2 separate regions of the Homo sapiens genome follow, and region 2 is linked to region 1. A link is a loop called in an ENCODE intact Hi-C map of the cell type or tissue named here. Cell type or tissue: B cell. All regions are shown on one strand. Each heading gives the region's core, and the rest is flanking DNA. Links, peaks and the distances in the headings are about the cores only. Region 1 overlaps AGK (acylglycerol kinase). Region 2 holds the start of TMEM178B (transmembrane protein 178B).

What was found. Peaks named below come from ENCODE experiments on the same cell type or tissue, not always from the same donor. Only the 100,000 strongest peaks of a DNase experiment are listed, where the experiment ranks them.
Region 2: a loop joins it to region 1, with 23 times the contacts of the local background. A loop is called at or near these places in 16 of 110 quality-filtered maps.

What each region holds. Positions count from the first base shown.
Region 1 is chr7:141,648,655-141,651,530 of GRCh38, reverse strand. It overlaps AGK (acylglycerol kinase), which reads right to left. Exons shown (of 16, transcript NM_018238.4): 14 at 2,198-2,268; 15 at 1-6. Among named protein-coding and RNA genes, the nearest start is that of DENND11, 52 kb to the left of the region's middle. In B cell, for the core only: CTCF peaks have their summits at 1,231 and 1,430 (motif pointing right); DNase peaks (open chromatin) are centred at 1,450 and 1,900; H3K27ac peaks cover 1,445 bases.
Region 2 is chr7:141,071,417-141,074,324 of GRCh38, reverse strand. It overlaps TMEM178B (transmembrane protein 178B), which reads right to left and starts at 261. Exons shown (of 4, transcript NM_001195278.2): 1 at 1-261. The coding sequence starts at 14. In B cell, for the core only: no CTCF peak of the experiment used is centred there; DNase peaks (open chromatin) are centred at 634 and 1,664; H3K4me3 peaks cover 1,664 bases; H3K27me3 peaks cover 2,081 bases.

The sequences.
Region 1 (2,876 bases), core at 1-2,500:
CGACTTCTGTGAGCACAGGAAAAAGCAAGCTTAAGACCAGTGATGGCAACTGCACTAGGTTGCAACAATGTAGCAACTTCTTTCCCCCTTTTTATGAGCTTACATAAGTGGACAGATGGTCTATTAAGCCATAGAATTCTGTAAATAATTTTTCCAACAGTGATTCTTGCTTAGCCTTGTGATACATTCTAGACTGAAAGTAGAGAACTGGGCATGAAGTTATGACTTTCTCTGAAATGCTCTTAATTTGATTTAAAAATTGATTGATTTAAAAATAATCATTCCACATGTACCTAATTCTTAGATTGTTAGTCTCAAATTTAAAAATTAGAATGAAATTCTTTAGGAAAAGTACTAAACGTCTGGTATTTGGTACTTCTTGTGATTACTTGAAGGATAAAATATTTTTACTTTAATGTAGATATTTCTTTTATGTATATGAACAACTAGTCTTAGAAGTTCTCTGATAACCCTTCCTATCTGTGGGTCCCACTCCCGTGGATTCAACCAACTGAGGATAGAGAATACATATTTTTGCACCTGTACTGAATCCGTACAGACTATCTTATCCCCTAGAGAATACAGGACAGCAACCATCCACATAGCATTTACATTATATTGAGTATTATAAGTAATCTAGAGATGATTTAGTGTGCATAGGGAGGACGTGCCTAAGTCTATGCAAATACCGTGCCACTATATAGAAGGGGCTTGACAACCTGTGGATTTTGGTATCTGAGGGAGGTCCTGGAACCAATACCCCAAGGATACCGTGGGATGACTGTATTTATAACGCGGTCTACTTGGCATACAATATCTACCTTGACTGAGTGACTATGGAGTAAAATTTCCAGCGCATATACAGACACACACTCCACCTCATGCAGATGTATCTTTTAGGCAGTGGAAATACAGTAAAAGCTAATCTAAGTAAATCAGTCCATTTATCATTTATTAACAACAGTAACTCTACAAAACGGTATCAGAGTTTTCTAACGCAGCTTCACTATGTTCTCTTCAGATATCCAGAGGAAACAGACATTACTTGATTTCACTTCCTGTAGAGAACAGAAGGACACTGGCTGCCACTGGTGCTAACAATGCAGAACATAGTGGCTTCGCCTAACCTTAGCAATAGAATTGGGGTCTCTATTTCTGGATACCAGTATCATAAAGGAGATTTGAATATTGCTGGTCTCACTGGCCAGACTGTCAATGAAGATTGTGTGATTTCTGGACATTCTGTAGAAGGAACAGGATTTTCCCTTCTTATAGATACAGCAAGAAAATCAAAGGCTGCAGAATCAGCTATTCAGTCTCTGAAGAATTTATGCCAAAGGCAAGAACAACAAACTTATGTGCCTGTGTAGATAATGAAGTAGCCATGGAGACCAGGCCGCTGCAGCAGAAATGTGTGATCCCTAAATGGGCACGAGAGGGAGCTCTGAGACAAAGCACAGAAAAGCGGAGCTGAGCAGATTACCAGTTGGCATGGGAACACACCAGCTCCTCAGATGCCCTGAAGGAGGATTTATAGTGTTCTTTACCAATAAAATTCTGGCAGAGGTAGGACTTAACAAATCACAGAACTTGGAAGGGTATTCTGTATTGGAAAAGGGAAAAAGGCCTGGGAAATGTCCAAGGTACTCAATACCTTTTCCAGTTTTTCATGAAGGCCCTGGGAATAGGAGGACATGGTGAACTGACATAAATAGTAATGGATACTGTGAAGTGCTTCAAAATATAAAAAGGCTTGACACACATTCTCTTACTCAAGGCTGAAAGCCAGTCCTGAGATCGGCAGAGATGATTATTTCATTCTGTAGACGGAAAGAATTCAGAGATGCTAAATGATCCGAGTCATGACGTCGGGTAAGTGGCAGAATCAAAATTTGCATTCAGCTCTTTGACCCTGAAACCAAAGTTCTTGACGCTGTGTCATGCTCCATTGAATTCTTTGGTTTCAATTGAAAAACAAAGACTGCTCTTACATTCTGATCCCCACAAAATGAACAGTGATGGCCAGCATAGGAGAGGGGCACTCTACATGTCAGCCCATAGGAAAGAAATAACATCGAAATTCCCAAACAAGACAAGGCTTTGGCTGGATTTCTGTCTTAGACTTCATGGGGCACTCTGAATAGTAAAATCTGAGAAAATCACAAGCCTCATTTCCTGTGAACCCCAGTCCACTTACCCTATAGTTATAAAGTCTCCTTTGCTGATGGTGTCAGGTTCAATGCAGATATTCAGAAAATCTTCTTTGCTCTAAAAAGGTTAAGAACACTAACGTCATTACTCTTAAAATTTGGCTAATGCAGCCTGTTGTCATCCTCAGCTTTGATGGTTCATAGTTTGAAGCTATATATAGATAGGGGACTCTACTTGTAGTGATTTAATTCCAAACCTATTTTCAATCTTTTTTTTTTTTTTTTTCACAAAGAGCTTTACTGAGGTATAATTTATAGAAAATTCATCTCCATTGCTTGGCTTTTTTTTTTACTACATAAGCAAACAAAACTCAGAGTGGGAGGTTCTGGACGTTCTGTCACTCACTAGTAATTATTAGCCGTTCTAGTCTCTAGGATTACTTCCCTTGCAGGCCAAGCTTTCAGCCCATCCCAGCAATCTCAGTGTTCACTGTACATGAGCTTCACATGACAGCATGGAATCGGCTGCTTGGTGTGGAGAGCCCAAGTGCCTGTGCTTCTTTAATGCTCTACATACAAATTTGGTGTGCAACCAGAGTTGGAAAACAGCAATCCGTTTATTCTATGGTAATGTTTAAAAACTTTCCATTTCCAGCCACAGAAAGCTCTGGATGATTTGAGCTACGACAAAATGGCTATCAAAACAGACTTGGTTCTTGGACCAGT
Region 2 (2,908 bases), core at 314-2,813, 580 kb after region 1:
CTTCCGGCAGCCATGCCTCCGCTTGGCGGCTACACCATGGGCATGATCCGCCGCAGCCTCGCCTTCCCTCGCCGCACCCGGAACAAAGCGGCGGGCGGCCGAGCTGGGGGAGGGGGCAGGAGAGGGACTCGCGCCGCGGCGCCCCCTCGGCCCCCGCCTACCGGAGCACGGCCCGGGGACTGCGGGGATGGGGGCGGGCGGCCTAAAAAGTTCTGATCCGGAGAGGCTCCCGCGGGCTCCTGGGCATCCTCTGAGGCAGGTGCAGCCTCCGGCGGCGGCGAACCCAGCGCGGCCGCCTCCCGCCCCCTCCCCGCCCCGCAGGAAGCGACTGCCCCGAAGCAGCCGCCTCGGCTCCCAGCCCGGCTTCGGGCGCCGCTGCCCTCGGGCCGGAAACTAAATGCCAAGTGTCCTCGGCTGCGGTGGGGCTTCTTTGTGCAGGATGGTGACGGGACAGAACTCGCCTGTCTCTCTGAGGGGGACGGGGGGTGCTGTCAGGAGGCGCCACTGGACCACCGGGTGAAGTAGAACGCCCCGGATGCGGCCGGCGGGCGAAAGAAACCTCCAGGTGCTGGGGCCGGCTTCTCGGAGTCCCTCCTGGGTCTCTGGCTCAGAGCCTCTCCCCCTCCCCGTCTGCAAGCAAAGACCTGGGGCGCGCACCCAGAAATGTTCTTCCTCTTTGGGTCGGGTCCTCTTAAAATCTCCGTTCTCTGGTCACCAGCAGGTCGGTTGCTCCTTCTGACCCGCGTGCTGCGCTCAGAGGCGCACTCCCCGCGGACGCACGCTCTCGGCCGACCTTTCCCCGCGAGCTCCCCGGTGCCCTGCCTCTGGCATCGCCATTCAGGCGGCCCCTCGGGCCGACAGCGTGTTCACCCGGGCGGCGTTACCGGACGAGACCCGGCCTGGGATCTGCGGAGACTGGGCGGCTGCTGGCGGACGCGAGGGGCGGGCTGCGCGGCGGAGGGTGCACCAGGCAGCGCTCACTGCGCGCGGCGCTAGGGGCTCGGCCCACCGCGCCTTCAACACCATGGACAGGTCACGCCGCCACGGCGCGCTGCCGGCCCAGCCGCCAGCCCCCGAGCGTCACGCAGCTCTTCCCAGCGCCGTCTTCTGCCTGGAGTGTCCACCCGACCGCCTCCGGACCCGGCTCTCCCGCGACGCCTCCGCCTCACTTCATCTGGCACCCGGGAGCCCCGGGAGCCTGCCGCCCAGGTGCAAAGAAAATGCCGCAGGCACCGAAGAAAACCCCGGTCCCGGCCCCTCCAAACAATCCGCCCCTTTCTCCAGGCACCTGAGCCCTTGGCACTCTGGCACCCCGTCTGCTCTGCCCAGCTGGGCTCAGTCGCTCTCAGATTGCACCATTTTCTTCGCAGCCCACCCGGGCGCCGAGATGCCGGCTCACTCGACAGCGTGCAGAGAATCCCGTCCTGGCCTCGGCGTCCCACGATCCGGCTCCCGGCGCGCGGTGGTCGCCGAGATGAATGGGGAGAGGGTGGGGGAGGGAGGCTGGGTCACTCGGCTTCCCCTCGTCGCCTCCTCCTCTAGCCGCGGCGGCTCCGAGGCCTCGCAGGCTCGGCTGGTGCCCGGGAGGCGCGAGAGCCCAGGCTGCGCCCAGGGGACTGGGGAAATCGCATTGCCCGGGTGCGGGCGCCGGAGGAAGCTGCTGCCGCGCTCTCTCGTCCGGCGCGGGTAGCTGCAGCCTTGGCTAAAACCCACAGACGAGAACACCGAGCGCGCAGCCAAAAGCTAGTGATGTCATCCGTGCAACGTGAGCCTCATCTCTTATTTTTCTAGTCTCCTTAAAGATAAACTGCACCATTTCCCAGGCACGAAATGTCTAAGTCTTATTCTTTGACCAGGCAAGTCAATGGTGTCTAGATAGGTATGTGCCCAACCACATCCATATTTATGCACATATACATATATGTGGTATGTAGCATGTTTACATGCATTATTATAAATTTAGGGATGTTGCCTACAGCTCCTGTTTCTCTTTTCAGCCATGGAAAATTCTCTCAAATCCACTACGGTTATTTAAAGGAAAAACTGCTTATTGCGGAGTCGGCCTTCAAAGGGGCCAAGCGAGCTCCCTGCATCCCCGGTTTGGGTCGCTGGTGTCTTGGGAGGCATTTGATCTTTTTTTCCCCAGAAAGCCACAGGCGCTACCTTGCAAGCTACAGGCGTTTCCACCTAGGACTGAGCTGAGAGCGGCTGCGGAGTTATCCGGCCAGCCCCAGTCCAGTCCCAAGCCAGAGCCAGGCACCCCGACACACACCCACCTCCACCTGCCCTCCCTCCTCGGCAGGAACAGAAAGAAGAAATTTGGCTGATCGACTCAAGACGAGAGAAATTTAATGGTGGATGGGGGGTGGTCCGTTAGTAGATATTTTGAAAACGCTGGAGAGCTCGAGCGTTGAGGGAAGGTGGGGTTAAAAGAAACCTCGATGCAGGGTTTGTCATTTTGTAAGGGTGGCCGCTGGATTTAGGCTCTGCAGGGGCTCTGGGAGGTAGCGCCGGACCCCAGACCTTGAGCGGGTGGGCCCCAGGCAAGCCCCGCTTCATCCCAACTTCAGCCCCCCTGCTCTGCTCACGTGAGACGGCGCCGCAAAGGCTGGGACCCTCCCTCCCGGCATCAAACGCTGGGTTTTTCACTCTAATGCTCACCCCTCGTTTTCACCCTCACCCCAAAGTCGAGGTCCGGCATTGCCGGGTAAAGAGTTGCCCTGGGGAAAAAGAGAGTCTCTGACACCCTGCTTTGCACAACGGGGCTTGTGAGCCAAAATGAGCGCACCTCCACCATATTCTTTTTGTCTTTTTTTTTTTCCCTCTCTCTCTCTCTCTCTCTCCCCCGCCCTTCCTGCATTTTGAAAAGCGCGAACGAGGCGTTTCAGTGCCATCTAGTGGGGGAGGG